2 separate regions of the Homo sapiens genome follow, and region 2 is linked to region 1. A link is an interaction called in ENCODE POLR2A ChIA-PET data of the cell type or tissue named here. Cell type or tissue: Panc1. All regions are shown on one strand. Each heading gives the region's core, and the rest is flanking DNA. Links, peaks and the distances in the headings are about the cores only.

The links. Peaks named below come from ENCODE experiments on the same cell type or tissue, not always from the same donor. Only the 100,000 strongest peaks of a DNase experiment are listed, where the experiment ranks them.
Region 2: POLR2A ChIA-PET joins it to region 1 with 5 read pairs; 5 of 35 experiments call an interaction of 5 or more read pairs at or near these places.

What each region holds. Positions count from the first base shown.
Region 1 is chr11:83,099,130-83,115,626 of GRCh38, forward strand. It overlaps LOC124902725 (a long non-coding RNA gene), which reads right to left. Exons shown (of 2, transcript XR_007062802.1): 2 at 12,393-12,571. It also overlaps the pseudogene COX5BP4 and the pseudogene C1DP5. Among named protein-coding and RNA genes, the nearest start is that of LINC02951, 10 kb to the left of the region's middle. In Panc1, for the core only: no CTCF peak of the experiment used is centred there; no DNase peak of the experiment used is centred there.
Region 2 is chr11:82,971,668-82,988,164 of GRCh38, forward strand. RAB30 (RAB30, member RAS oncogene family) reads right to left here. Exons shown (of 5, transcript NM_001286060.2): 4 at 15,920-16,103; 5 at 1,466-10,748. The coding sequence ends at 10,498. Among named protein-coding and RNA genes, the nearest start is that of SNORA70E, 62 kb to the right of the region's middle. RefSeq lists enhancers at 13-92, 153-242. In Panc1, for the core only: no CTCF peak of the experiment used is centred there; a DNase peak (open chromatin) is centred at 8,864.

The DNA.
Region 1 (16,497 bases), core at 3,315-11,314:
TTCCAGCCTGGGCGACAGAGCGAGACTCTGCCTCAAAAAAAAACAAAAAAAAAACAAAAAAAAAACCTGTAATTTACACCTTAACTGGTTGAAGGCATAAACACATAGGGTCATTTCAATAGATATAGAAAAAAAATTGTTTGACATTTATTCATTAAAAATAAAACTCTTGGCAAATTGAGTGTAGATTTCTTAAACTGATAATGGGTATCTATAAAAATACGGCTAAAAAAGCAGAGCTTTTTTAATTGATAAAGAGTATCTCTTAAAAGTATATCATTATACTTAATAAAGAATGAAAAATTTCCTTTGATACAAAACTTAGCCAGGCGTAGTGGTGCATGCCTGTAACCCCGGCTACTCGGGAAGCTGAGGCACGAGAATCACTTGAACTCAAGAGGTGGAGGTTGCAGTGAGCTGAGATTGCGCCTCTTCACTCCAGCCTGGGCGACACAGCGAGACTCCGTCTCAAAAAAAAAAAAGAAAAAAAATCCTTCTGAGACCAAGAATAAGAGACTTCTTTATTTACCATTGTCCTGGAGGTCCTAGCCAGCTCAGTAAAACAAAATACATATAAATAAAAAGTATTAAGGATTGAAAAGGAAGAAACAAAATCTAAAAACCACTATATATACATTATTAGACTTATTAGAAACTTAGAAAGTTTATTGAATACAAGGAAATATGGAAAAATCAATTGCATTTTTATATATCAGCTACAAATAGTTTTTTAAAGTTTTAAAGATAGAAAATTTATCATAGCATTAAAAATATCAAGTACCTAGGACTCTAACAAAAGATGTATATATCTCTAGAGGGAAGACTGAAACTTTGTTCAGAGACATTAAAGAAGACATAAGTCAATGGAGAAATATGCCATGTTCAGACTCACTGTCTCCTTCACCCTCCTTTTTATTGCTCTGGATATAGTACCCTACCTGGAACCCAAGTCCTGTGCTTCAGAAAACTTCCTGCCTCCAGTTCTTCCACGTGGAGGATCAGTCAGCTACAAACAAATGTCAGTATAAGAAGGAAGAACTCGGTGGCTCACTCTTGTAATCCCAGCACTTTGGGAGACTGAGGCGGGCGGATCACAAGGTCAGGAAATCGAGACCATCCTGGCTAACACGGTGAAACCCCGTCTCTACTAAAAATACAAAAATTAGCCGGGCGTGGTGGTGGGCGCCTGTAGTCCCAGCTACTCGGGAGGCTGAGGCAGGAGAATGGCGTGAACCCAGGAGGCGGAGCTTGCAGCGAGCTGAGATCGCGCCACTGCACTCCAGCCTGAGCAAGACTCCATCTCAAAAAAAAAAAAAAAGGAAGAACTAAAAACTGTTCAGAAACAGCTGCTGTTAATCTCAGCACTGTTGTATCCAGTCCTGGACACAAGGTTACTTTTAGTAGCGGGGATGGCAAGGAACACTCTACTGGGGCTGCATGGTGGACCCTGATCTTAGAGAGTTCTCCAGACAGAAGAAGAATAGACCGCATTTGTAGACTGGTTCACTCTATCCAAATCATATTATTTCTTTTGACCCTTAGTACAATCTTATGGGGAAAGAATTTGTGTTATCTCCATTTCATATGCGAGAAAGCTAAGGCTCTTCAAGGTTAATGCCGGCCAGTACCCACAGTCACTCATGGAGCTAGAACTCAAACTAGGCTCTTTGATATAAAATTCAATGCATTCTCATCTATAAAAGCAATATTTCTTTCTGAGAGCAGTCCTGACCTACCACATTCACCAGGGAAAATACAATGTCTTATGGATTCCTGAATTTTGGATGACTGCACAAACCTTTTGCTGGTGCCTCTATTTTCAAAGAATGAGTTTCTGTAGGGATTATATTTTTACCTCTTAAGAAGGAAAGGAAAGAAGAGAAAAAAGAGAGAAGAGACTTTACAGTATTTGTCTTACAAATTGGCAGTTGCTATTTTTAGACAAGCCAAAACCTCCCTTCTCTTACCTGTGAAACTGAGACAATAGACGTGCCTCTCTCTCAGGCTTTGGAGGATTAAATAAAGTAAAGAAAAAAGAGAATTAGACAGGCGCAGTGGCTCACGACTGTAATCCCAGCACTTTGGGAGGCAGAGGCAGGTGGATTGCCTGAGCTCAGGAGTTCGAGACCAGCCTGGGCAACACGGTGAAACCTTGTCTCTACTAAAATACAAAAAATTAGCCGGGCGTGGTGGTGTGCACCTGTAGTCCCAGCTACTTGGGAGGCTGAGGCAAGAGAATTGCTTGAACCCGGCAGGCGAAGGTTGCAGTGAGCCAAGATCGTGTCACTGCATTCCAGCCTGGGCGACAGAGCAAGACTCCGTCTCAAAAAAAAAAAAAAAAAGAGAGAGAATTAAATAAAATTTTTAAAAAGAGTTCACCACTGTGCTTAGCCCATGGCATGTGTTCAATAAGTGCTAGCTATTGCTATTGACAACTACTACACCATCAGAAGATAGCCCTGTGGGCTTTACAACCAGAGTGCTCCCCAAAGCAGGACAGAGGAGACATAACACCAGAATGACTATAGCCTTCTTTTGCCAGGTCTTTGTGCTATTCTTGAAGAAACGTCCGTTCCTGGTGAACTGCAGTGGGGAGAAAGACCCCTAGGAACTAAATGTTTTGACTCTCAGTACGTGATTCACAAGGAAAGTCACATTGTTTAAAATATCTTCTTTGTTCATTTGTTCATTCTTTCATTATTTTATTCAATAGATTCTTTTATTGAAGAGCCAGCTATGTTCCAGGCACTATGCTAGTATGGAAAGAAATATGTCACAAGATGGCATTGCAGAGGAAACTGTGGCAATCATCTTAGGCTTCATAGTATGGGGGTTCTGGGCTGTTCATTGGGAGGAAGAGGGGGCAGAGTATCAGGTATGGTGGAAAAAGCACAAGCTCTGGCATCAGAGAGATCAGGATTTCAAAGAGGTTGCTACTCACTTTCTGTGTGAACTTGAACAGATCCTTCACATCTCTAAACCTCCATTCCCTCATCTGTTAAATGGGAATGACACACATACATTCTATGATGGGTTATTATAAAGATTCAGTGGGTTCATGTAAGTGAAATGCCTGGCCCCTAATGGATCCTCCTTCTCACAAAAGCAATATAGGGGTGCTCTGCCTCTACAACTTCTGCACTCCACATTGCTTTTTTGTTTGTTTTTTTGAGGCAGAGTTTAACTCCTGCCTAGGCTGGAGTGCAATGCTGCGATCTTGGCTCACCGTAACCTCCACTTTCTGGGTTCAAGCAATTCTCCTGCTTCAGCCTCCCAAGTAGCTGGGATTACAGGCATGCGCCGCCACGCCCAGCTAATTTTGTATTTTTAGTAGAGGCAGGGTTTCTCCATTTTGGTCAGGGTGGTCTCGAACTCCTGACCTCAGGTGATCTGCCTACCTTGGCTTCCCAAAGTGCTGGAATTACAGGCGTGAGCCACCGCGCCTGGCCTCCACATTGCATTTTTATCTTTTGTGTCTTCTTTTTCCTTTTAAGCTTGACCTTAATTTGCTGTAAAACCTGCTCTTGTACACATAATAATAATAATAATAATAATATAACAATAATAAATGGAGAAGTGGGTAGAATACACCATGTACTTTGTCCCTAACTAGGAAGCCACCTTCCCACTTCTCTTCCCACACAGCCATTATTGCTTCAAGCACACATTAAAGGATCTCAAAGGCCAGCTGTCCTTAATTGTCCATAACCAAACATTTCAGGCCATCTCTGATTAGTACATCAAACGCATCCATTTGGTGCAGGTGGACTATTTCCACATTTGCTCTTTATACCTCAGTAACTGGTCAGACTATTTAGAGGGAAAAAGAATCTTGCAAGGCAGTTGGCTCTAAAGGAATGCTGAATATTTCATTCTTGGGCTCTTGATGCATCAGAACAAATCCCCTTTGTCTTCTTCTGGATACAGAGTGATGGCATTGGTTCTTTATGTATATTCAAACCCTGCCCTAAGCACTGAGAAAGTTGTTTTGCTCATTTATTTACATATGCCTTTATTCATTCATTTAATAGCCATTTATTGAGCAACAACTATGTTCCAGGCCTGTGCTAGATCTTGGGGATATATCGCTGAGAAAGACCGGCAGACTTACATTCCACCAGGATAGGCAGACCAAAAAACATGTCATCAAATAAGGAACAAGAAAATTGTGACAAGTACTATAAAGAAACTGTATCTGGATAGTGTAATTGGGCAGAGAGGGATGCAAAGAGAGATGGGGTGGTCAGAGTGGACCTTTCTGGGGAGAGAATATTTAAACTGAGTCCTGAAGAATGAGAAGCCAGTTATGTGAAGAGCCAGGAAAGAGGTTTCTCAGCAGGGCAAAGGTTAAATGCAAGGCCTCTGAGTTGGAGAAGAGCTTGATAGGTTTAGAGAAATGAAAGGAGAGTAGAGAGGTTGGCAGAAGACAAGTTAAGCAGGGTTTTGTAAACTAGGACTATAGATTTTACTTTAAGTACAACTCATTATGCATTCAACAAACACTAATTGAGTGCCTAATATGTGCCAGGCACTATTCTAGATGCTGGACATGGAGCAGTAACAAAACATAACAATCTTTCCCTCTTGTAAGTTATATTCTAGTGGGGAAGATAGGAAATAAACAAAATAAATAAGTAAAATAGTAATTTTAGATAGTGCTAAGGAGACTATAACAAACCAAGGAAAAGAGTTAAGAAGTGTAGGACTGTAATTTTAGGTAAGAGTCACCAGATAAGGCTTCACTGAAAAACTTACATGTAAGTAAAGGTTTGAGGTGTCCATGTGCTGCCCAGGAGCAAAATCCTGGGCCACTTTAATATTTAAAGGTCAGGGAGAAGACCAGGAAAGGAGAATGACAAGGACCATTGGGAAAAGTAAAAGAAAAATTAGGCACATGTCCTGAAAGCTGGAAAATATTTCAGGGAGAAGAGAAAGCAACCATGTAAAATGCTGCAGATGGTAAATAAAGATGAGGACTGAAACATGATCATCTGTTTTTTATTTGTTTGTTTTTTGAGACAGAGTCTCACTCTGTCACCCAGGCTGGAGTGCAGTGGCACGATCTCAGCTCACTGCAACCTCCACCTACCAGGTTCAAGCAATTCTCTTGCCTCAGCTTTCCGGGTAGCTGGGATTACAGGCGTGTGTCCCCACACCCAGCTAATTTTTGTATTTTTAGTTGAGATGGGGTTTTGACATGTTGGCCAGGCTGGTCTCCAACTCCTGACCTCAAGTGATCCGCCCACCTCAGCCTCCCAAACTGCTGGGATTACAGGAACGAGCCACAGTGCCGGCCTAACACATATTCATTTGATTTAGCCATGGGGAAGTTATCGATGACCTTGAGAAGAGCAGTTTCACTGCTATAGTGGAGATGAAACCTGGGTAGGAATACGTTCAGGAGAGAGTTGGAGAAAAGAAACTGGAGATTCAGAGTGTAGACAACACTTTCAAGGAATTTGCTGTAAGGGTAAGGGATTTGAAATGGGTCACCGGCCACAGGAGAATTTAGATCAAAAGAGGTTTTTCTCCAACTTTAAAAAAAATGTTCAAATGTACAGAAAAGTTGGAGAATAGTAGAATACTCATATACCCTTCATCTTATTGCAGCAATTGTTGACATTTTGCCATATTTGCTGTCTCTCTAGAGAGAGGATTTTAAAAATTTTTTTCAAATTGCTAAGTGTAATGCATATACAGAAAAATTGACCAGACAAAAATATATAACTCAATAAATGATCAAAAACAAGCACATGTAACCACCACCAATATCAAGAAATGTGCTTTTGGGTTGGGGTTTCGTACATAGCCGAGCAGCTCCCTCGCTGTGATCTATTCAGTCAGCCCTCAACACAGGAGTTTGTAAAAAAAAAAAAAAAAGGTATCATCCTCATAGTCCCCTTGTGCCCCCTCACTCCCATCAACACATAACCGCCATCCTGAATTTATGGTAATAACTTCTTGCTTTTCTTTCTAATTTTACCACATAAGTTTCTAAACATGACAGTTTAATTTTTGCTTGTTTTTGAACTTTAAGAATCAAATCATTTATGTAGTAATATTATTTTATATTTGACTTCTTTAGCTTAATATGTTGTTGTGTGTTTATTGTTCCACTGTAGTGTTCTGTTGTAAAAATATGCCAGCTTTTATTTATTCATTCTACTGTTTATAATGATGTTAGTTGTTTCCAGTTTTTTGCTGCTATGAATAATGCTGAGTGCTGCTATAAATATGCTTGTTTATGTCTCCTGATGCACATATTCATGCATTCTTATCCAGTACATTCCTAGGAGTAGAATTGCTGGGTTGTAGGAATGTATATATTCAACTTCCATAGCTAATACAGAGAGTTTTCCCGATTGGTTATACCAATTTACCTTCCCATTAGCAATGTATGAGAGCTGTTGCTCCATGTCTTCACCAACAATTGGGATTGTCTGTCCTCTTACGTGGGTGCACAGTCATATTTCATTGTTGTTTTAATTAACATTTCCCTGAATACTGACATTCATTGGCCATTTGGATATCTTCTTTTACAAAGTGCCTGTTCAAGACGTTTGCCCACTTATAAAATTAGATTTTTTAGACTTTTTCTTATGATTTGTAGCTGTTTTTCTTGTATACTAGGGATATGAGTCCTAGTAGATTATATGTGTTGCATATATCTTCTGTCACTCTGGTTTGCTTTTTCATTTTCCTAGTGCTATCTCTTGATGAATAAAGCTCTTCATTTTCATGTAGTCAAGTTATCAGTCTTTTCCTTTATTGTGCTTTTTTGGGTTATGTGTAGGAACTTTTCATCGTCTCAAGGTGGATACGCTCCTGTGTTATCTCCTATAAGGTGTGTTGTTCTATCCTTCATATTTAGGAATATAGTACACCTGGAGTTTTTGTATTATCTTTTCATTTTTAGCACTTGGATATCTAATAACCCAGCATCATTTATTGAAAAACTTTTTCCTACTGTTCTGAAGTGTCATTTTTGTCATAAATTAGATGTCCTTATGGAAGTTCATTTCTGGGCTTAGTATTTTCTATCCTTGCAACATTACCATACTGACTTAATTGCTATAGCTTTATAAGTCTTGATATTCAATGGGACAATTACTCCTACCTTGCTCCTTTTCAAAAGTTTATTTTCCATTCTGGGTCCTTTCCATGTTTCTATAAATTTGAGAATCACCTTATGGAGTCTTATAAACCAAGTCCTCTTGGAATTTGGATTGGAATTGCATTGAATCTGTAGATAATCTGAGATGAAGCAGTATCTTTAGTGTAACTGGGTCTTCCAATCCATGAATATGGTACAGCCTCTCCTTAATTTAGTTGTTCTTCTTTTTTTTCAGGTGGGTTGGGGGAGAAGGAGCCAATTCAATGTCTAGTCTTTACTGGAAAGAAGAAACTTTACAGCGCATTTTGAGCAATTTAGTGCAGAGTCTCAGTGGGTCAACTGGCGGGGCACCAGATAGTAATGGATTTCACAGTTAGGGCATTGCTGGGTCTCACCTTTGTGCAGCCAAAAACTAGAGGACAGCACTGTTGTACTCTTCACAGATGCAGCCCACTATTCACTTGTTGGTGATGGAGGAGACTAAATTAGGGTCTTCTTTGGTGCCAGAAGCTTCCTTTTGGAGTAGTGTATTCTATGGGTCCAGTCCCTTTCATGCAGCCATTATGACCTACATCTCCAGTCCAGACACATCACCATCAGTAGGAACACCACCTTCAGATGCCATGGAGCACATCAAGGCCACCCACTGGAACCATGGGCCCTCAGAGTCTGCAAGGGCAGCACTCCAACTCTGTGGCATAACCTCAAAGCCATATGCTCACGACAAGCAGCAGCACTTCTGGGAACAGGCTTCAGAGACAACTTGAGTTCTTCCTTAATTTCTCTCAGTAAGATTTATAGTTTTCTATGTACAGGTTGTGTACTTTTTCTTTGTGTGAACTTATTCCTATTTGAAACTTCAGATGCTGTGGAAATTGTATGTTTTTAAAAAAGTTTTCTAACTGTTTATTGTTGGTATGTAGAAATATATCTGATTTGCATACTGGTCCTTTATCCAGCAACCTTCTTAAATTCACTTTTTAATTCTAATAATTTATCTGTAGATTCTTTTGGATTTTCTATGTATGTAACTATATCATTTGTAAATAATGCCAGCTTATTTCTTCCTCTTCCTCACTCTGACATTCTAAAATGTCTCCTCTTTTCTATAAGTACTTTAAAAATAATGATTAAATAATTTATTTATCTGGAGTTTATTTTGAGCATTGAGTATGCAGTGTGGCTCTAAGCTAATTTTTTTCCCAGATGGATATCCTGATTTTTATGTAACAGTTATTAAATAAACCATCTTTCCTCAATAATTTGAAATGAGACCTTTATAATAGATTAAATTCCTATGTGTATTTGATTTCACTTTTGTGGGTTTTTTTTTGGATCACTGAACTCTTTTAGTTATTGTAACTTTAAAATGTTTTAATATTTGGTAGATCTTCTTATTTATTTTTGGAATATATATTTCTATTCTTATTTAATTTTTCATATAAATTTGGGAATCAGCTTATCTAATTCCAAGACAAAATTCTATTTAGATTTTTATTAGGAGAGCTTAAGTTATAGATTCTATTTATAAAGTTGAGCTTTCCGGATAGGTGCAGTGACTCACACCTGTAATCCTAGCACTTTGGGAGGCTGAGGCAGGAGGTCAAGGCTGCAGTGAACTGAGATTGTGCCACTGCACTCCAGCCTGGGTGACAAAGTGAGACCCTGCCTCAGAAAAAAAAAAGTTGAGCCTTCCTATCTTTTTCTCTGTTTCTTTTCTTTTCTTTTCTTTTTTGGCAGAGTCTCACTCTGTTACCCAGGCCGGAGTGCAGTGTTACAATCTCAGCTCACTGCAACCTCTGCCTCCCAGGTTCAAGTGATTCTCCTGCCTCAGCCTCCTGAGTAGCTGGGACTATAGGCATGCACTACCACGTCCGGCTAATTTTTGCATTTTTAGTAGAGACAGTTTTGCTATGTTGGGCAAGCTGGTCTCGAACTCTGGACCTCAGGTGATCTGCCCGTCTCGGCCTCCCAAAGTGAGCCACTGCACCTGTCCAAGGGCTACCTTTCTAGTGGTTCAAATTGTTTGTGTCACTTAATACTTTAATATAGATCTTGTGCATATATCAATTTATTTCTAGACATTTATCTTTTTTGTTGGTACTGTTAATAAAGCTATTTTCTTCATTATGTTTCCAAACTGGTCATCGTTTGCTTGAATGTTGCTTATTAACCTTTCTGTGAGTTAATTTTGGGTTTTTTGTTTGTTTTGGTTTATTTTGTTTTTGCTTTTTCTTTTTTTTTTTTTTTTTTGAGACAGGATCTCACTCTATTGCCCAGACTGAAGTATAGTGGTACAAACATGGCTGAATGTAGCCTTAACCTCCTGAGCTTAAGAGATCCTCACACTTCAGCCTCCCAAGTAGATGGGACCACAGGCGTGCACCACCATGCCTAGCAAATTTTTTTGTTTTAATTTTTATAAAGATGAGGTCTCTCTATATTGCCCAGGCTAGTCTCAAATTCCTGGGCTTAAGCAATCCTCCTGCCTTGGCCTCCCAAAGTGCTGGGATTACAGGCATGAGCCACTGAGACCAGTCATTCTGTGAGTTAATTCTGTAATCCAACCACTGAACTAAATTCTCTTCTTGTTTGTAATAGTTTTTCAGTTGATTCTCTTGTTTTTCTCAGGTAAGCAATTTATATAATTTTTAAACAACATGTAATTTACTTCTTCCTGCCTGTTTTTTATTTCACTGATTTCTATTAAGAGATTTTAAGCAGGAGAGCCCTCCTGCTTAAATCTAATCTGATTACAACATCAAAAGATTACACTGGCTGCAAAGGTGGAATCAAGAAAATCATTTAGGTGTCCAGTAACAAAAGATGGTATCTTGAGCTAAGAGAGTGGCAGTAGAGGTAGAGAGAAGTAGGGAGATGGGAGATATATTTTGGAGGTCAAATATGTGGCAGAGAAAGGTTAATCATATTATTCTAAAGATTTGGAAAATTCTTGGAAATCTTAGAATATAAGAATCATAGTTTATTAGAAGAGACCGTAAATATAATCAAGAGTCTCTAACCCGATGCATTCTCAGTTTCACTACAATTTCCTGGCTACTTCCAGTGGTAGAGAACTCACTACCTCCCATGTCAGCCATTCAATTTATTCAATTCACTCCACAAACCCTGCTCTTTGTCAGGTACTGTGAGGGACCCTAGAAAACATGGATAATGAAGATCCACTCCCTTCTCTGGGGAAGTAATGAAGATTCACTCCCTTCTCTGGAGAAGCTCATAGAAATGGACAACTCTTTTGGAAAGTCTCTTTCCTGGCTGGGCAATGTGGCTCAGGCTTAGCAACCTTTCTAATGGTTTAAATTGTTTGTGTCACTTAATACTTTAATATAGATCTTGTGCACTTCTTATCAATTTATTTCCAGACATTTATCTTTTTTGTTGGTATTGTTGATAAAGTTATTTTCTTCATTATGTTTCCAAACTGGTCATTGTTGGCTTGAATGTTGCTTATTAACATTTCTGTGAGTTAATTTTGGGTTTTTTGTTTGTTTGTTTTGGTTTGTTTTTGTTTTTGCTTTTGTTTTGTTTTTTCTTTTTTGAGACAGAATCTGACTCTGTTGCCCAGACTGAAGTGCAGTGGCACAAACATGGCTGAATGCAGCCTTAAACCTCCTGGGGTCAAGAGATCCTTCCACTTCAGCCTCTCAAGTAACTGGGACCAGTGGCTCATGCCTGTAATCCTAGCACTTTGGGAGGGCAACGCAGGCGGATCGCTTGAGCCCAGGAGTTGGAGATCAGCCTGGGCAATATATGGTGAAACCCGCATCTCTACAAAAAAATTAAATACATAAATACAAAAATTAGCTGGGCATGGTGGCATGTGCCTTTAGCCCAAGCTATCTGGGAGGCTGAGATAGGAGGATTAATTAAACCAAGGAGGTCGAGGTTGCAGTGAGCCATGCTCATGCCACTGCACTCCAGTCTGGGTGACAGAGCAAGACCCTGTCTCAAAAACAAACAAACAAAAATTTAAATGGCAAATCTACATATGAATTCAATACAGTAGACATTTAAACCTTGCACTGCCACATAATTATTTATTTTGTGAAAAAATGACATACTTTTTGAATATGTATACATCAAAACCAAAAACTAAATGTTTACTTTTTTGTTTATTGACAGCTTTTTGTTTGTTTCTTGTTTTTTGTTTTGTCTTTTGAGACAGGGTCTCACTCTGTTTCCCAGGCTGGAGTGCAATGGCACCATCAAAGCTCACTGCAGCCTTGATTTCCAAGGCTCAACTGATCCTCCTGCCTCAGCCTCTCCAGCAGCTGGGACTACAGGCACGTGCCATCATGTCTGGCTAATTTTCTCCATTTTTTGTAGAGACAGGGTCTCCTTATGTTGTCCAGGCCAGTCTTGAACTCCTGGGTTCAAGTGATTCTCCTGCCTCAGCCTCCCAAAGGCTGGGATTACACGCATGAGGCACTGTGCTAGGCCTCTACTGACAACTTTTTTTTTGTTTTTTGAGACAGGGTCTCACCCTGTTACCCAGGCTAGAGTGTAGTGGCACAGTCTCCACTCACTGCAACCTCCAGGTTCAAGCAACTGTTGTGCCTCAGCCTCCCAAATAGCTGGAATTACAGGCGTGCACCACCACGCCCAGCTAATTTTTGTAGAGACAGAGTCTCATCATGTTAACCAGGATGGTCTCAAACTCCTAGGCTCAAGCAATCCCAAAGTGCTGGGATCACAGCCTCCCAAAATGCTAGGATTACAGGTATGATCCACTTTACCCAGCTTTTACTAGCTTATTAAGTAACCGGAGAGTTTAGTCCCTACAGTTTTATGATGCATTTTTAGGTTTCAGTTCCCAGAGGTCATTTTTTACAAATGTTGAAGATGTACCTCTGTCCAGCTTGCCAGCCTTTTTCTGTTATTTCCTTGACTGTGTTCATATATATTCTGATTCTTTCCAATTCCTTCCTGCTTTACTAGCTGTTTCTTAGTATTAACTCCTTGAGTTGCCAAATAAACTCAAAACTTTAAATTTAATGTGTACATAGAAACTAAATCCACTTTCACTTGTTTAAGTGGGTCCAACTTCTGCAACAACTCATTTCAAGAAACAGACATCATGGTCTTTAGCATATTATCCACAGCACCAGTGTAATTCTCAAGCATTGACAAATATTCATGAATTTCCACTGGATGGTCTTCATTAATTTCTTCATGTGCCTTAATGACTGACTCACAGCCTTCAAATCCAGTCTGCCAGAAAGTGGCCAAGCAATGATGGTATCAATTCATACTTTCATTTTGGTTTAATGTGTACTTTTTTTTTTTATTATTAGAGACAAGTTCTCGCTCTGTTCCTACTGAAGTGCAGTGGTGGGATCATGGCCTTCTGCAGCACAGAACTCCTGGGCTCAAGCAGTCTTCCCATCTCAGCTTCCCAAAGTGCTAGGATTACAGGCATTAGCCACCAGGCTCAACCTAAAAAAAAAAAAAAAAAACCCTGTCTTTTTAGGAATTTATTATATCAAGTGTATGACTAGCTTTGGAAACAATATACTAAACAACTATGTAATCAATTACCTTGCTAGGCTCAGCAAATACTAGCTGATTACCATTACAAAAGTATTTGTCGACTGAAAAGCCTGGGAATAAAACTAATAACACATATGGAAGGAAGTTGATAAATGTTGATAAATGTTACAAGTGAAATAGAAATATTTGATTTATCCAAGATAAGCGATGATACAAAGTCTGCTTTTACAGACAACAGACACGATTATAATATCCATTTCCAAATAATCAACCTTTTTTTAAAATGGGCAACAGTCCACTACTCTTCCAAAGTATTAATAGTTATGTTAATCATGTGTTCAAAATCCTCATCCTAGTTAACCATCAATATATTTAATGAAGATATTATCTTCTTGATAAGGCATTTTAATGCAGCATTTGAATAGGACTAAATTTACAGTATCAAAAGTCTTAATACAATTTGATGTGTTTTCCCAAATGAGTTGCAGAAAAATGACAAGGGGAGAAGAGTGATTTTTCTATAAAGGGGGTAACCCTGGTCAATTCAGAATTAGAGACAGCTGTGAGTTATAATGGGTTCCTCTGAGAATTGCCATGTTTAAATTAAACTGATGATCTGATAGCTCGGGGAATAATTCCTGGTGCAAGTGTTGTGGGCATTTTGCATCCTGCATGATGTAAGATAATTTTTCTCCCTGAATGTTTTCTTTAAATCTAGGTAATTTGAACTAGTATAAACAGCATTGGTGGCCAGGTGTGGTGGCTCATACCTATTATCTCAGCACTTTAGGAGGCTGAGGTGAGAGGATCACTTGAGCCCAGGAATTCAAGACCAGCCTGGGCAACATAGTGAGACCCTGCCTCTAAAATAAAATAAAATAAAATAAAATAAAAATCATTGGTTATCCTATCAGAGATGTCTGACTTTGCATTCTGATATGAATGTTTTGGAGAAATCTAATAGTTTTTTTTATCTTGCACATGTTACTTTTCTAATTTTTTCATACTTAAATAGATTATAATATTTCCCTAATAAAGATGCTGTGAAATTGGATAAATGCAATGTGTTTATTTTCACTCATTTGATTTCCATATACATAAATGTATATATAACTAACATAAACCCTTACTTAGTAGGTGTTTAGTAATGTCAGAGAGCAAATTCCCTACCATGTATTCCCTTTCTTTTTAAGCCATTCATTTGCCTAAGTAATTTCTCTCTCTCCTTACCCGACATTTATTGTGTCATCAAGTTCTTTTGATTTGGCTTCTGCAATGCTTTTCCAATTGGTTTCATAATTTTCATTCTTTCCTGAATTCTCAGTTCAGGATTGCAACGACCTTTTAACTAATTTTTTTCACTCCCTCTAGTCTTGCCACTTCCATTCCATCTTCCACACTGTCCAGAGCTTCTCAAAACACAGTTCTGATTATGAGTCAACATTTCTTGCCTAAATAATTTTAATGACCAATCTTTATATTGCAGGGATCTTGTCTCCTTCATCTTGCATCTCCATAGTCAAACAGCATGTTCCATGTTTACCACCCCATTCTATCAGCTTCTGACGTTTTCTGTGATTGGATTAGGTTATAGCAAACTTTCTGAACAAAAGATCTATAACTAACTTTTTATTTTATTTGAGACGAAGTCTTGCACTGTCACCCAGGCTGGAGTGCAGTGGCACAATATTGGCTCGCTGCAGCCTCCACCTCCTGGGTTTAAGAGATTCTCGTGCCTCAGCTTCCCAAGCAGCTGGGATTACAGGTGTGTGCCACCACGCCTGGCTAATTTTTATATTTTTTAGTAGAGACGGGGTTTCACCATGTTGGCCAGGCTGGTTTTGAACTCCTGACCTTAGGTGATCCACCCACCTTGCTTTCCCAAAGTGCTGGGATTACAGGCGTGTGCCACCGTGCCCAGTCTATAACTGACTTTAAAACACATGAAAAAGATGTTCACTTAAAATAAGGGATGTGCAAATTAAAACTAAGATATTAGCTTTCATCAGTTTGGCAAACATCAACAAGTTTGACCATAAATTATTTTGGCCAGGATGTGGGGAAACATTCTCAAAGTTTATAGGAGGACAAATTGGAACCATCATTTTAGATAACAGATTTTTTTTTTTTTTTTTTTGAGACAGGGTCTCACTCTGTCACCCAGGCTATAGTGCAATGGCCTGATCTCACCTCACGGCAACCTCTGCCTCCCAGTTTCAAGCAATTCTTGTGCTTCAGCCTCCCGAATAGCTGGAATCACATGTGTATACCACCACGCCTGGCTAATTTTTGTATTTTTAGTAGAGACAAGGTTTTGCCATGTTGGCCAGACTGGTCTCAAACCCCTGGCCTCAAGCCATCTGCCCTCGCTTCAGCCTCCCAAAGTGCTGGGATTATAGGCATGAGCCACCACGTTTGGCCTAGAGAATAATTTCTTAATATTTATCAAGAATGACCAAAAGTTTGACCCAACATTTTTAATTTATCCTACAGAAATACACATGCAAAGATATATACAAAGAATATTCATTGCAGTATCATAACATAAGCATCCCAAAAGATGGGAAATAGCCAAAATGTCTATCAACAGGGTAATGGTTATGTAAACTGCAGTGTATCCATAAAATGTAATCCTACGGAGCCATTAAAAAGAATAATGCAGGCTGGGTGCACTGGTTCACATCTGTAATCCCAGCACTTTGGGAGGCCGAGGCAGGCAGATCACTTGAAGCCAGGAGTTCCAAGAACAGCCTGGGCAATATGGTGAAACCCTGTCTCTACTAAAAATACAAAAATTAGCTGGATGTGGTGATGCACACCTGTGATCCCAGCTACTCAGGAGTCTGAGGCACAAGACTCACTTGAGTCCAAATGACGGAGATTGCAGTGAGCCGAGATCACGCCACTGCACTCCAGCCTGGGCATCAGACGGAAACTGTCTCAAAAAAAAAAAAAAGTGATGTGCGTGTACTGATACGGAAAGATCTCTGAAATAAAGTTTAAAAGTGAAGTGCAGAGCAGTGTATGTAGTATAATTTTTATAAAATTTTAAAAAATATATACATATATATTAAATATTAAAATATCTCTGGAGTGATATACAGGGGTTAAGGGGAGTGGTTGCCATTGAGGAGGTGAGCAAGGGACAAGGGATTCAGAGTGGTAGAGAGACTACTCTGGCAAAGTTTTTTCATCAGGCACAGAGCAATGGTTAAGCAAGTTATGGCAGATCACCTTGATGATATGAGTCTGGTAAATCTCATATATCAATTCTGATGTCTATTGCATCTCAAAACAGTCCTATGAGGTGGCATTGTTTATCTCTAACAGAGAGGCAAATTGATGATGGATGAGATTGAGTATCTGGTTGAGATCCTTTTATTGTTAGAAGCAATAGGGATTATGAATCCAGGACTATCTGGCACCAACTCCCTGCAGCCTGCCTGGAAAGTATCTCAGCTGTAAAAGAGATCCCATTGTATTCCAAGTATCATTCATGTCTGTGCTCTTTCACCACTAGACTGAAAGCTTCTTGAAAAGAAGAACCATACATCACTTCATCATCGCCACTATCACAATGACTAGCGCACGACAAGTGTTCAGTAAAAGTTTATTGACTTGAACAGTTAGATGATTTTCTTTAAGCAATCAGATACTTATGAGATGTAAATGCCACGATCTGCCATCTTTTCTAAAAGGTAGACTATTTTGATTTGTGTCCTCATCACACGAAGCAATTTAAGAAAGAAAAAACAGGATGGTGAGTGTAAAAACTACAGCCGCAGAATTCAGGAGCAGGCTGTTTTCTTTGATGGTGTTTGGTTTTCCAGGGCATGAGAGAAGAATTCAAAACTTTCTACAAACACTTGCCT
Region 2 (16,497 bases), core at 4,296-12,295, 130 kb before region 1:
CCTTCCACACTGTGTAGGTTTTATTCTTTGGCTCTTTGCAATAAATCTTGCTGCTGCTCGCTTTTTTTGGTCCACACTGCTTTTATGAGCTGTAACACTCACCTCAAAGGTCTGCAGCTTCACTCCTGAGCCAGCTAGACCACAAACCCACCAGAAGGAACAAACTCCGGACACGGCGCCTTTAAGAACTGTAGCACTCACCGCAAGCCTCCGTGGTTTCATTCTTGAAGTCAGTAAGACCAAGAACCCACCAATTCTGGACACAATATGAGAATGATATAAAATTGCAAGTATCTGGCTGTTTTTGACTTATAAGAATGCCAATTCCATGTGGTTCAAACTAATATTAATAATGGAACAGGTAAAAACCATGACACGTGTGAATTTAGAAAAGAAATTTCTGCAAACACATTCTTTTAGTGAAGGTGCTAAAATAGCAAAATTAAGAGCCTCCTACCAACTGCAGATAAGCTGACATAGGACAATAACAAAATTATAGCAGATGATTTTCAAAGCCCAATACTTTATAAATACCAAATAATAGTGGCAGAAAGGGTTACAGTTTGCCTATGTTCAATTAACTAAAGAACACTATGCCAGAGAGCCCAAGGTCAAAGGTTTGACCCCTTTGTCATCCTGTTAACTCTATCATGTTTCATGACCTACTGTACTCTTAGTCCAGGACATTCATCTCTGAAATGCACGCCCAAGGCAGAGGGTGAGAGGTAAGGATTGGAGTGGAAATGAATTTCAAGAAAAGGTACAAATCTATGACTTTTGCAGTGGAGATGGGGGCATCTAAAAGGCAGACTCTTGTGCCTGCCCTATGGTACATGTTCAATAAGTGGTGAATAAATGGATGGGTGAAGGAGTGAATGTCCTGCTAGTGATGAGTAATCTCATTACTAATTTTGTAGAAAATCTCTAGTAATATCACGTAATGTGTTTTAGCTGGAAGGGACCTTGAAGCTATCTAATCTGGTGTCCACATTTTGATAGTTGGGAAAAATAAAGTTTAAAATGAAATGACTAACCTAAAGTCACACTGACTGGGACTAGAATTTATGGCTTCTCAATGTCAGAACTGGGACTAGAATTTGTGGTTCCTAGTTCTCAGTGTAATACTCCTTCCAATATATATGATAGGATAAAGGATCTTTCTCACCAATAGAAATAATTAGCATGTAATTTTCACATCCTGAAATAGCAGAGTAGTCTCGTTTAGTGTTTATAATCGGAGGAGGCCTTAAAGATTATCTAATCTAGCCCCTTGTTTTATAAAGTAGAAAACCATAGTGCAAATGTTAAATGACTTGTCCAAAGTTAGCCAGTTAGAAAATCAACATTTAACTCAGGTCTCCAGATCCCCCAGATCCAGGGCACATTTTGCACCGTGCTGAAAGACATTAGTACACTTAAAGTTTGTTTGCTTTTTACATATTTTGATGGCATATGATTCTCCAAATGTGGGCAACAGGAAATGTTTATTTATATACAAGTACATGGGAAAGCAATTTCCATTTAGTTTTTTTAAAAAATTGTTACAAATAAAAAGTTTTTAATACATTCATCCTTTGCACACAAAATACATTCTTTTTCTTTTACTCTCAGTATGAATTATTTCTTAATAATAGAAAACATAGGCTACAATGAATGGACAGTCATATGGTTTGGTGATTTGACAAACTTTTTTCAAGAAGCAAAGTCCAATTTTAAAAGACAGACAATATATAAAATAACTTACATATTTAAAATGCTACTTCATTGAATCCTAAAAGATTGAATGAGTACTCTTATCCAGCATGATTTGTAGTTGTCCTTTAAACAATGCAGAGGACAAGAAATCCTCTATGTGATGGCAACTCAATTTCTACAAGACTGAAACAGTCTTCATGAAATTGATTGCTTATCACATCTAAATGACAGGCTCATAGAAAAATTCTTATGGATGTATTGGGGAGTTAGTCTTTATTCAGAGGTCTCCTAATTGATCAATTAAACTAAGATCGTAAGTTGCACTCTCCAAACAGGATTGCAAGAGGTTCTACGTAAATAAACATAAATGATTTGATTTGATTTGTCAGACTAATTGTTTTTAAGAGAGATGTGAAAACATACACCCATACAAAAAACTTTTACATAAATGTTCACAGCAGCATTATTATAATCAAAAGGTGGAAAAAACCCAAATGTCCATCAAATGATAAATGGACAAATAAAATGTGGCATATACATGCAATGGAATATTATTTAAACATGAAAACAATGTACTGATTTATGCTACAACATGGATGAGCTTTAAAAACATTATGCTTACTTAGAGAAGCCAGACACAAAAGGCCACATGTTGTTTGACTATATGAAATGTCCAGGATAGGCAAATTCATAGGGACAGAAAGTAGATTAGTGGTTGCCGGATGCTGGGGGAAGGAGGAGGAGGAGTGATTGCAAATGGTATGGGGTTTCTTTTGGAGGTGATGAAAGTGTTCTGAAGTTAGGGAGTGGTGATGTTGCACAACTTAGTGAATATGATTAAAAACATTGAAGTTTACACCTTAATAGGATAAACCGTATGGTGCATGAATGATATCTTAATTTTAAAAAGAGATGCAACTTCATTTAAGAATATTTTGTTCAAGTTTGTATTCCCTCCCCACTTCCCTTTTTTAATGTTGATTGAATTTTTCATACAATCACCTTTCTACAGAAGGTTTTCAGCTAATTGGACTCGGGTCATCAGTGGGTTATATTTCTAACAGGCTTTTTGTTAAGTAAAAAGATCAATATATGAACACATAAAATATGATGTAGTATACTGTTAATATTTGCATATTAACATTTAAAATCAAGTACTATTCTTATATTGAAGTTGGTTAGATTTTATATAACGCTGTATACAAATAATACTGATATCCTATGCTTAAAACCAATAGCCAAATATCAAGAATCGAGTTCATAAAACTCAGTGATTAACCTGTTTATTAGTTAAAACTATGTATGTATTAATATTAAAGATCCATGTTTCAATGGAGTGATAGGAAATGTGGGGGAGATCAAGGATTCTCTAAGTCTTCATAAAGCAGCTTCTCTAAATATTTTAACTAGCTGCTGAGATCTCCAGAATTATATATTTTGCATTTTATTTCATCTCTATACTAAAAGTCATGCATTAAAAGTGTGTACAAGATATATGGGGCACACTTTTCCCTTCAGATTATCAAAAACCTCTTTTTACTCCTGTATTATCTGAAATTTTGAGCAGAGTTTGTTGTTTTTTCTTTTTTTTTTTTTTTTTGCTGAAAACAGAAATTTTGCTCACGAGTTAGTTCAAATACATTTATGTAGCTCCCTTATATACTATCAAAGGAGCTCCAACCATCTGGTATGTCTGGAAGACACTTCAGTGAGTAGAAATTAGAAGCCAGCATTTGAAATTTTCTATCACAGGGACATGAAAGCCTAAACCGGCCTTAAAGGGATAAGAGGATTTTACATTTTTAAAAAATAAATCAATTAACATTCATTGTCAAATAACCTACAAGAAAGTTCCACTAGCATTCTGCAATTGTATAGAATAAGAGAATATTTGTTGCTAATGATTACATTCCAGAAAGCAATATGTTTAGCAGCTGTTTTTCAAAAGACTTGTCAAGTTTTACTATTGTTATTTAATCCAGGCATAAATGTGTAACCTTAAACAAAAACTGTGCATTATTCAACCAGCTAGTGACAAATTATCTTAACAAAGTAGATTATCTTTTGCTTTTCTGTACATGAATTTTTTCTTTATTAGGCATTTTGTATTCCAATTTTTGTTTTAGAATTTAGTGCACACGTAGAAAGGGGAAGAAACGCTTTTGGATGTTGGTAATTATGTACATCAAATAATGTCATATATGAAATTAAAAGCAGATCACAAAACCGAGATTCATGCCTCCATTTTTACCAAGGGGAGGAAACAAGAGCCATACAGCCAGAATAATTCTTCAGAAGCACACTTTGTTATCAATTATGTAACTAAAGAATCAAAGTATGTATATATAACTGAAGAGTTAATCAACAGTAAGACCGTGATCTACATCTGATACCAATAAGAAGCTAAGAGTAATAAATACCTATCCTGACATTCACTAAGTAAATAATGACTATCATTTTAATAATCATTATTTTTTCTGACTGTTATTTTTTTTAAATAGGCAAAAGAGCAATAATAAATGGCAAATGTGGCTCCTTAAAAAGAAGATAGGGATCAACCCAGTTTTCTTCCCATGAAGAATAGGAACAAGAAGAAAGAGGTTTAAATTGCTCTGTGAGGTATTTCAGTTCTAAGATTAAGCTTCCTGATAATGAGTTTACAACCCTGGAATTGCCTATTGGGAGAGAGAGAGAGACCACCTTGCCTGAAGTTTGTAAAGAAATGGAGGGTGACAGTAGTAATGCCCAAAGGCAAAAGGATGGATCAGACAAATGAATTCCTTTTAAGGCACCCTTTCAGAAATGGAGTTCTTTTCTTTGAAGCCAGGAAAGTTTCTTTGTTTTGTCTCTTAAGGATCTACACTTGGCATCAGACCATTCAAAGTCTGCTCTTAATTAAAGTGAAAAAGAACTAATATTTGAGTGCTAACTGTTTACCAAGCACTGTACTTTCAACTTATCTCATCTAATTTTCACAATAATCCTGACAGGTCTATCTCATAGATGAGAAGATTGATGCTCAAATATTGTGCTTCGTCTAAAGTCTCAGCTAATTTGTGGCATACTAGAACTCCTCACACCTAAACTAGTGTTTCCCCTTCTATATAACTCCCCACATCACTCTCCAAAGTGTCAAAGTCAGCAACCACCACCGATTCCGTCAGGAACTAGAACACAGCATCTCCAAAAATTCTGCTTTAAATCAATGGAAAAGTAAAATTTTGGCTCATACCTCAAGAAGTCAAAGAAGTGGTGACTAGCCTTTGTGCTCTGACCTCTTGTCCAAAGGAGTCCAAGAAAGTCTCAATCAAACTCAAATAGATTTGTCACCATACAGATTTAAGACCAATGACTTAAAAAAACAAAACAAAACCATAAAAAAAGACCAATGAAGAGCCGTCTATCAGCCTTGCAAGGGTGAAAGTTATTTTGCAGGTGGAATAATTTGGGCCATAGGCTTCAATAGCAAAAATTGCTTACAGTTACCTCTAATTTGCAAGTCAAAAATACTTGTTTTTATTGCTTTCCACATAAAGCAATTTGACCTCAGTTCTTTTAAACTCATGTATTCTCAAGAGAATCAAACCAACTAAGGAAATGTCATTGATACTTTTCTAAAATAGATCTTGTGGACTGCTTTATGTCAGTGACCCACCAGCCCATCTCTCTTGGGAGTTGGTCTGTTTGTGAGAACTTTAACAGAAGATTCTGCTCTGTTAAAAAGGCCTATCCTAAAATCTTGAAAGAGACACCCATTATTTATTAAACAGAGCAAGGCCTATGTTTAGCAAGTGATAAATGAATATACTTCATGTAACTTCTACTAAAACAATACCTTTTGATTCAACAGGACATCAATGAATGGACCGACAAAGCAAGTCCAGCATAGGGCATAATGGAGGGCCAGTCTCTTGGCCTAACAACGTGCAACCAACCTCTTCCCTGAAAGATAAAGGTGGGATGCACTTGTGGCAGAAGAACGAGGCCCCATTAAAAAAATCATTAGCTATGAATTAACAGATATTTAATTGAACATGTTATGAGAGGCAAAGTACTACATACAACATGGAATTTAGGTTAATAGGTCACCTGCTCCAATCTCCAACCAATTGGATCCTCTCCACATCTTTGCCTCTTGACAGAGGCTATTACCTGAGGCAGACTGTCCCATAGTGAACCAACTTTTTGAGAATGGTCGCCCTGACATGGAACCCAAATCTGTGTCCCTACGGCCTCATTCAGTAGGCCTCATTCCACCCCTCTGAACCACAGAGCATCTTGTTCTAATGCACTAATTGTATTCCCCTCTTTTTCCTAACCTAAGTCTCCCCAAATCCTTCAAGTATTCTTTAAATGGCTTGCATTTAAAATTCCTTCATCAGACTGGTAATGCCTCAATTTGTTTTTAATTTCAAAGTATGGCTCCTGGAAATGATAATAACATTCCAACATCAAGGGACTGAGGAGAGGAGATGAAATGCCATCTCCCTTACTCTAATGTTGCTATATTAATATGTGTTTTGAAGGGATGATAATTTCTTAATTCAGTATGAAAAAATTACCAGTGTGAAGAATGTAAAGGAAGGCATCTTTCCTTCCAAACGCAAATAGGCTCATGCCACAGAAATGAAATCCAAAAAGAAAGTAAAGAAAACATATCCCTCCCTTATCCCAAAATTAGTGTTTAACCATGCTGCTTAAATGGAACACATTTTGTCTGAAGGATGAGAAGCAAATGTTGTTTCACAGCTTTTAATTCTTTAGCGAAGTCTCAAAAGTATCATAGTATAAACATGTCAGGACCATGGTTGAGAAAAGTAACCAGTTGCAGTTAAAACAACAACAACAACAACAAAAAATTTTGGAAAAAAAGGAATGGCAAACTCTAGAAGATCTCTCCCAGAGGCTAATAGAGCAATGATCCCTAAGTACTCATTACTATGAAATACAGAGTTCTACAAGATTAAGAAATAAAAAAGACATTAGATTTTTGCCCTAAATGACAGGTAATAAATCTAAACTTAGGAACATTTCCTCACAGTTCAAAAAGTTCTGCCCACCTTGATTAACTTGTTTTCTGAATACCTTTAGTTGCTGGCTTAGTGGAGAAGGCCATTGGTTTGATATGCAAAAAAAAAAAAAAAGATTTTTTTCTGATTGTGCTATTTCATTCATGTGGCTTGGCTTAAAAGAAGATGTTTCACTTTAGTAGGAAGACCAATTCAAACATCATTTACAACTGACGTTTATTCAGTATGAGTCATGAACTGAAACTTGGTGTGGGATCTGGTGGAATTATGGGCTAGCTTAAAGGGTAATGTGGCAAATCATTGGCCTAATTCTGTGGGAATCACCAGTGTCCTCCCAAGGCATATATTCATGAATGAAAGAAGATAAGAACCCAGTCCTTTGCTAAATCTGGCGTCTCTGGCCAAATCTAAACGGCTTAAATAATCCTCATCCAAATATCTTATTTTGGCCAATCGTTTCTACCTTCCTTATAAACTCTAAATCAGAACTTGACACATTGTCAAATCAACCCATTTAACTTTCATTTTTAGTTTTCTTGCCACTTTACTCAGGGAGAGATAAAAACGTGAAATGATTAAAAGACCGAGAAAAAGAAAGGCCAGGAAGAACCCATGGCCTAATCTAAGTAATCCATCAAAAAAGATAATTGGCCCTGTAAATTCAAAAAATATTAATATAATTCAACAGATTTAATAAAAGCACACAAAGGGAGAAAAAGCCTTCTATGGGCAAAGAAGCACAAAATCCTTTGAGGATGTAGTCTATACAAAGCCATAAGAAAATATCATTATCAGCAAACTATTATTTCATAGATTTTCCCAAGCCTGACTCCATGACATGAGTATCATGCATTTTCACTGGAAACTGAAAAAAGTTTTGCCATATATTTAATAACTTTATTGAATGAAGAAAAAGATCACACCAAAAATGGAGGAATACATCAACCCTGGTGGTCTTAGTAGACCGAGCCAAATTAAACTATATGATAAAGCAATTTCTCTTTTTTCATCCACCACTAAATGAGAGTTCATTTTTATCTAAAGAAGGCTCATCTTAGCAAATATTGCCATGACAATAAGACTGTTAGGCAAACCAATAAATTTAGGTTCTGGCCTGGGTTAAGATGACTGTATTTAGTGTCCTTTCTCAAGTTCTACTTGAAGGAATTTCTGTTTAATCAAAAAAAGCTCCCCCAACCACTACCACCCCACCTTGGCACTTAAATGTTTATTTGACTAATATTTATTGCACCTACAATATTGTCAGGGATTGTTTTCAAACTTCAGATATATTAGTAGACAAGTATCCATAAGGCCTAATCTGGAATTCATACAACTAAGAAAAAAAGAAACAAAGTCCCACATTCTCATGTGTTCCTGCTGATGGGCTGTGGATGGGTAAGTTATGGAAAGGCTGGGAGGAGCAACAAGGAAGATAGAGGCCAAGACCAGAGCTTTTTAATCCCCTTCTGAGTCTGGCCAAGGGTATATAGAGAAGGCTAAACCCTAGGGAATAATACAAGTGTGACCCTAAAAGGTATTATTTTGCAACTAAATCAGTCCAATCTAACACAGCCATTTCCTCTAAGTTCACAAAGCAACTTTATTTTCAACACACTTGCAACTGTGAGACAAAGTTGGGTCATCATGTGCTGGGGACACTGGATTTTTGCCCTAAATGACAGGTAATAAATCTAAACTTAGGAACATTTTCTTACAGTTTAAAAAAAATTCTTCTGCCCTCCTTGATTAACTTGTTTTCTGAATACATTTAGTTGCTGGCTTAGTGGAGAGGATGGGGAGGGAAAGGCAACAATTATTATAAATTATTTTGGTTTTTATTAAAATGACTTTTCTTTCCTGCAGAGACAGATTCTAAAAGAAAAACAAGTCAAACTTCTGGGATGCCTTTCTCTTTCCCACAGGATCAGGAAAAACACAGTGAGGCCAACCAAAAGTATCAGCCCCTTAAAAAATATGCATAATCTCATGTGCAAGACACTGGTCAATCTAGAACCTGCTAGAGAAATGCCAGAAATGCTTTATCCACATCATGTCTCTACATGACTAATTTCTTTACAATTAAATAGCTTTCAAACATCAACATATCAGAACTGAGATTGTCACCATCTACAGCAACAGTGGAATTACACATCATATCCTTATTCCATTACTCATCCCTCAGTTATGCTAAGCAGCAAGCTACAGAAACATCTGACAGCATCAACAGCATACAGGTTTAATTATTTTCCCAATTTGCATTTATATCAGTGAACAAATTGGAAGCTATCAAAGTATGGCACTGAAGAAAAAGAAACACATATTCAGCAGCACATCTCCCATTTTGAGTCCTGTTTTTAAATTGGCTAAGTAAAGGCATATACACCTCCATTTGAATTGGAGATTTGCAGTAACACAGGCATATAAGGATGGGAGGGAAGGAGGGAGGGAGGGAGGGAAGAAGAAAAGGAGAGACCAGAAAAATAGAGAGGAAAAGAGAAAGAAAAAAGAAAGAACATATGGTTAAGCGTCTGAAGGTAACATTATTACAAGAAGGAGGGGATAAATGACAGTTCAATCTGCTTCCACGAGCAGAATTTTTCTAAGGTTATCATCGAAGATATAAAAATGGGTCGTGAGACTTTTCATCTGTTGCTATTCTCACTTATCATACTAAAAAATCTACAAAATCCTAAGCCTTGGTCTGTCCAAGATGGAGAGTACCAGGAAGTAAAAGATGTGACCTACTATCAAGGACTGTGCTCTGCTAGGAGCCCTGCACTACAGTCCATTAATCCACAGTATTTTGGTCATATCTGGTCTGTTTCCTCATACTACTCAAAATGTGTTAGAGCTAAGTTTTTATATTAGAATGTCATCAACCATTTGTTTATTTTTTTCATTTTGCAAACGTTTTCATTTACATAAAGGGCTGGAGAGACAAGAAAGTGGTAGAGATTCAGAGGGGAACATAAAAGGAAAAGTATTCTCTTTTCCCAAAAATCCACCTTTAAAAAGGTAGTAATGAGACTTTGAGAAAGAGTGCTGATTCATGGACTTCCCCCATTTTTTTATTTCTATATAACACATTTAAGGACATTAATGTACTAAAACGTTTGGTCTGTGAAATAGCGGAATCATTAGCACCAAAAGGAGTTATGGAGCTTGTATATATTATTAAAACAATGATTGTTACTGTTGGTCATGGGTAAAGGTTTCATTTCATTTTTACATCCCAAAGTTCTTGAAAGTGCCTGTGGACAAGAGAAATAACACTTTTCAAAATCTCCATGGGGTCGTCAATACGCACCACAGAGACTGTACTTGGCCTTCCCAGTTTTGGTTTATCTGGTAGACAAGAAAACCAGGGCCCCCAGATGATTACCACCGAAGCCCTAAAGAAGAGTTCCCACATGCACCCACTGATGTGCAGGAGGGATCCCTACAGTACATTTCCCCCCGGACTCTGTTTAGGAATGCGCTTTTACTTGCTTTTTAAAAAAACAAAAGCAACATGCTCTGCAGATCATGGAGTGCCTAGTGCAATTTTCTCCTTGCTCCAACTCCAGACTGGAAAAGGGTGAAACCATTATATGTTCTGCTAATGCTGGCCTGTGGTCGAGGCCCTTGGCCTGCCATGCTTTGTAAGCTCAGGAGCCCACAGGAGTCAGAAGGTCAGAGAGCGGGAGCCACAGTCATCGCCAGATCTCCCCAGCATCTCATGGCCCATCAGGGCAGTTGCTGATTCCTTTTCTTCTCCGTGCCTCAGCCTTTAGTTGAAATTACAACAAGTCAAATAGCTGATGCTTTTCCCTTCTCCAGGTAAGGGTGAGGATACATTGTTCACAAGTGTGTTCTGTCTGGCTTCACTGATGAGTCGGCATGCTAAGTCAAGGAAGAGTTTCTCCACATTATCAGATTCCTTGGCTGAGGTCTCCAGATAATACATGTCCTGAGCTTCTGAGAATTCTTCAGCTCGCTGCTGGGAAACCTCTCTCCTTTCAGCCAGGTCAATCTTGTTGCCTATAACAGTAGTAAAATCAAATAAAGAATCAGCATTTGACTTTTTGCAGGCTGAGAAGCATCAAAATTCAACTCCATATCTGAAGTCAAGCCAGACAGATGGGCGAGTAAAACAAAACAAATGTGACTGTGATTACTGAAATGTTTACTTTAAAATATGAGTGCCAGCTGGGCGCAGTGGCTCACACCTGTAATCCCAGCACTTTAGGAGGCCAAGGCGGGTGGATCACCAGGTCAGGAGTTCGAGACTAGCCTGGCCAATATGGTGAAACCCCGTCTCTACTAAAAATACAAAAATTAGCCAGGTGTGGTGGCACGCACCTGTAGTCCCAGCTACTTGGGAGGCTGAGGCAGAAGAATCGCTTGAACCCCAGAGGCAGAGGTTGCAGTGAGTCGAGATCATGCCACTGCACTCTAGCTTGGGTGACAGAGTGAGACTCTGTCTCAAAAAAAATAAATAAATAAAAAATGAGTGCCATTCATAATGGCAAGAACTGGAGACAACCCAAATGTCCATCGGTAGGGCACTGACTGAATAAAGTATGGCACATCCACCCAATGGAGTATTTGCTGCCATAAAAATCAATTAGGAGTATTTCTATATACTGCCATGTAATGGAAACACTGGGATATACTGTTAACCAAAAAAAAAGCGAAGCAGAAAAAAAAAGCATATACAATACGCAACTGTCTATCCAAGAAAAAGGGAAGGATATGAATACATATATTATACACACATTTTATTTATTTTTTTAATAGAAGACTAGACCAAAATCTTAATTTAAAAGAAAATGGTTACCTATGAAAGGAACAGGGTTGAGGTGAAAGGAATAGAAACCAGACCTCTCTGAATATACTTTGTTTTGTAGATTTTACTTTAGGAACTTAAAAATGCTTTATATAATTATACAATTAATTTCAAAATTAAATTTAAAAAGCAATCCCTAAAAACTGAGAGCAAAATTAAACAAATGAACATGTTCATCATGTGTGGAATAACCACACAGACCGTAACCCTTTTTTTCTTTTAACTGAGACAAGGTCTGGCTCTATTGCCCAGGCTGGAGGGCAGTGGCGCGATCCTGACTTGCTGCAACTCCACCTCCTGGGCTCAAGCCATCTTCTCCCACCTCAGCCTCCCAAGTAGCTGGGACTACAGGCAGGCACTACCATGCCCAGCTAATTTTTTTTTTTTATTTTTTGCAGAGACAGAGTTTCGCCACGTCCAGGCTGGTCTTGAACTTGTGAGCTTAAGCGATCCACCTGCCTCGGCCTCCAGAAGTGCTGGGATTACACGCAATTGAGCCACCGAGCCGGGCCAACAGAGTAACTATTTCAAGGTGCTTAAGATACAGTAATTTAACAGTGCAACCCCAGTGGTATATAGCCTAAGGACAAAAAGAATTGAAGGAAACAATCTTGAACTGTTTCAGTAATCATCTTTTTGGTGGTACTGTTGGTATTATTATTCTGAGGTTGCTATCTGTGTATTATGGGATAAAGCAAATGAGTAATTATGCTGGTACCATTGGGAACTGGGACTTTTGGCATAGGAAAAAGGAAATATAAATATAAAATTAATGTGGTTAAGTAAAATTTCTGCAGTCCTGAATTATAAATAGAAGTATCAGTATGAATAATTCATGATGTATTTTATCTTTAAAAAGTTTTCCACCTACCTCAAATTCTCCAGGAAACCTGACAAAGGTGTGTCAATTGTATTATCTGGCAACACCGCTTATGGTAAAAATGACCCCTGATTGATAAATGACTTCTGGCCTGGGAATTCTATCTAAGAATTATAAATACCTAATGGAAAGCCATAACTTTGAGCTTCCCTGAATGTGGTGACTTCATTTGAAGAGACCCTGGAAGTTATGATTGTGGAGTTGTTATAATAGATTTAGTCTCCTATGGGGTATTGAGGCTGCTAGGCCAAGGCAGATCCTCCATCTGTTTGACATGAGCCTTGTTCCCTCATACTAGAATCGTCTGGGGGTTGCGGACTGGGTAGGAGGTCCTGGAAAATTACGTGGACTGCTACTGGGATTACTTCCACTGAAGAGGGTTGCCGGATGCTGATCTGCTGTCAAGCTGTATTTCCTGTCCTGTGTCCTTCTAAGTGAACACGATGCCACGCGTGGTCTACGGTAGTCTTGTGAGTCGGAACGCTAGCAGAACCTAATAGGAAAACTCTCTTGAGGATACTACAGAATCCACCACACACATGCACACATACACACAAGCTCTGTCCACTGAAAGGCCTAAAAACAATGGCCCATCAGGAGGGCTCCTAACACCTCGGTTGTGGCCTCTAAATACGACTTCCCATTGAAAAGAAAGCACTTCTTGAAGAAATGGCTAATTCCAGGTCTGGGGCAGGAAATGCACAAGTTGTGGCTGGAACACTTGTCATACCAGAAAGCAAAAAAATTATCCAACATTCCTGGGGTCATGTCAAAAGGACTCAGGAGCCCATTTGAAGAAGCTCCCACTGGCAAAGTCGGAACAATGGGAGCATCAATAATAATAATTGCAAGGGACTGAAATACATCAAATTTACTTATTTAGTTAGTTTTTGAGACAGAGTCTCGCTCTGTTGCCCAGGCTGGAGTGCAGTGGTGCAATCTCGGCTCACTGTATCCTGTGTCTCCCAGGTTCAAGAGATTCTCCTGCCTTGGCCTCCCGCTGGGATTACAGGCATGCTTGGCTAATTTTTTGTATATTTTAGTAGAGATGGGGTTTCACCATGTTGCCCAGGCTGGTCTCAAACTCCCGACCTCAAGTGATCCACCCGCCTCAGCCTCCCAAAGTGTTGGGATTACAGGCATGAGTCACCATGCCCAGCCCATCAAATCTATTTAAATCTATAAATTTATAATAATATTACAAATATAAACAGATGTCAATAGTTAACTTTTAGAAGATACTGGAGAACCAGCTTATTACCTTGAAAAGTGGTGAACAAAAAAGAATCAAGCATTCTTCCTGCCTGTTCTATGAGAACTACCCCTCAGAGTATGATATATGTAGTGTTTTGTCTAAAAAGAAAACCAAAAAAATCCTGACTCTCATCAGGCCTCTAGACTTATCTATAAATCTGCAAGAAATATAGGTGATGGAGGTGATATCAAATGACACCTTGGGGCGATAAAACAAAATTTAGACTTGTAAAGCCTATAGGTCAAACAAATGCATTAGCAAAAAATTCTAAGAGAGAAAAAAAATGAGAGTGGAAACTTCATAAAAAAGGATGAAAAGATGTAGCTGTCAATTACAACATATGGACCTTACTTGGCTTTTTTTTTTTTTTTTTTTAAAGAGTCTGGCTCTGTCACCCAGGCTGAATGCAGTGGTGTGATCATAGCTCCCTGCAGCCTTCAACTTCTGGGCTCAGGTGATCCTCCTGCTTCAGCTTCCTGAGTAGCTGGGACCACAGGTAGATGCCATCATGCCTGGCTAATCTCGCTACATTGCCCAGGCTGGTCAGAACTGCTGGGCTCAAGCAATCCTCCTGCCTCAGCTTCCCAGAACACTGAGATTACAGGTGTGAGCCACCATGCCCGGCTTCTGGACCTTATTTGGATCTTAATTTGAACAAACAAACGAAAAAAAATCATGAGTCGATCAGGGAAATTTGAACACTGTCTAAGTTTTTAAGGATACTAAGGAATTGTTAACATATTTTAGGTGTAAAAATGCCACTGAGGTTAGGTTTTCTTTTTAAAAATCTATTAGAGATATACACAGATATTGAAACATGAATTAATACAACCTCTGAGATTTGCTTCAAAATAATCTGAGGGAGAAGGTGGACAGCATTGCTAGGGAAGAGAAAATAAGATTGGTCATGAGTTGGTAACTGTGAAAGCTGGGAGATGTGTAGAAGGGGATTCACTATACTGTTTCTCTACTCTTGTTTATGTCTGAAATTTTCCATAGTAAAATTGTGTTTTAAGCCAATTCCTCTTTCATATTGAACTAACTGTCTCCCCTCAAATCTTCATTTACCTTCCTTAGATAAAATCCCAAGTAGTAATGCTTTGACTCAAGTTCCCAAAGGCTTTCTGTAAAACAGAAGGTACAAATGCAGACCTCTCAAATGCTTTATGGCAAAGGTTCAACATTGTCCAAAAGGGTTTTACAGGGAGCACTAGCTCATAGAAACACAGATGCTTCATCCAGCAGCCTGAAGGAAAAGTCCAGCAATTTGTTACAACGTAACATATTACAGCTGGACAACTACAGGGCTTGGAGTTGATCTTACATGCTATGTGACCTTGGGAAAAGAACTTCACCTCTTTGAGCCGTGGTTTCCTGATCTGTAAATCAGGGATCATGACACATAAAGTTCCTCGTATCATTCCTGGCACATATATACCAATTATAACACTATTCTAAAGTGTTTACTGAGCTTATTATTAACCATAATTTGTAACTTAACAATGCTTCTAAGGATCTCTACTCAAATTTCCCTAATTCAGGTATTGCTAGACTATATAGGAACGTTCCTTTCTAGGAAGAAAATATGTTAATGATCAAATGGTTACTAACACTTTTCCACTACAAACAGAGAAGTTTTTAATGACCTGGTCCATTTCAATGCATATATCAGTCATGATAGAAAATCAAGGGTTGTTTTGTGCTTTCCCCCCATACTAAATAGAGGTTTTATTCTCCTACAAGATGAAACAAACTACAGCATTGCCCTTAGCAGATTCTTTCTGAAACACAGAATTTCTCAAATCAGCCTAAATGTTAGGAAGGGAAAAAAAATTACCAAAATCCACCTTTTAGGCAATAAACAATTGCTTCAATAATGAATTCCATATCAACTTAAAAGATACATTTTTCTTCTAGAACAGCCATTCCTTTCATCTTGTAATTAGACTTTTTAAATTTTTAGCAGCTCACATAACTTTCATGGCCATCCAACTTCTTCCCTAGAGCCTACATTGATAGAAAATGTTTTCTACTTTATTTTTCTAAACTGTCACCATGGGATAGGACCTATTTCATTTTCTCTTCAATTGCAGAAGAACTGAAGGTTGACTGCATGAATTATTAGCTAAAGACTATATTCTTGGAAGGCACCAATGTATAAGCTTTATGTGATTATAAATCCTCTAATGCCCACAAATCAATTTCCCTCCTCGTTAGCCCTTACTTACCCACTAACACAGTGATGACCTTGTTGCTGGCATATTGTTCTATCTCCCGCAGCCACTCAGGAAGGCAACGGAAGGATTCCTCACAGGTAATGTCATAGGTGAGGATCAAGGCATTGGCGCTTCGGTAGTAACTCTGGGTAATGGACCGAAATCTCTCTTGACCTGCTGTGTCCCAGATCTGTAGCTGTAAAGGCATAAGATAAGAATCAGGTGAAGAAGGATCAGGTTGGAGAAAAAAAGAAAAAAAAAGCTTTGCCTTGCTTTGGTTTGAAAATGGGTACACCTTTACCCAAACAATTTCATGGTTATTTTCTGCCCTAAAAAAAAAAAAAAAAAAAAAAAAAAAAGCACTGAAAATTAAAAAAAAAAAAATCTGTTGGGTGTGTTTCTGGTTAGGGAGAGGGGCTTATTTTGTTTTGTTTTGTTTTTTCTTTGTTAAGAGTTTCCTTTTCATTCTTAAAAAAATACATATAGGAAATTCGTCAAGCATTTATTATGTGCCAAGCTCTATTCTAAGCATTTTACCTGTGGCAACTCACTTATTCCTCACAGTAACCCTATGAGGTAGATACTATCAT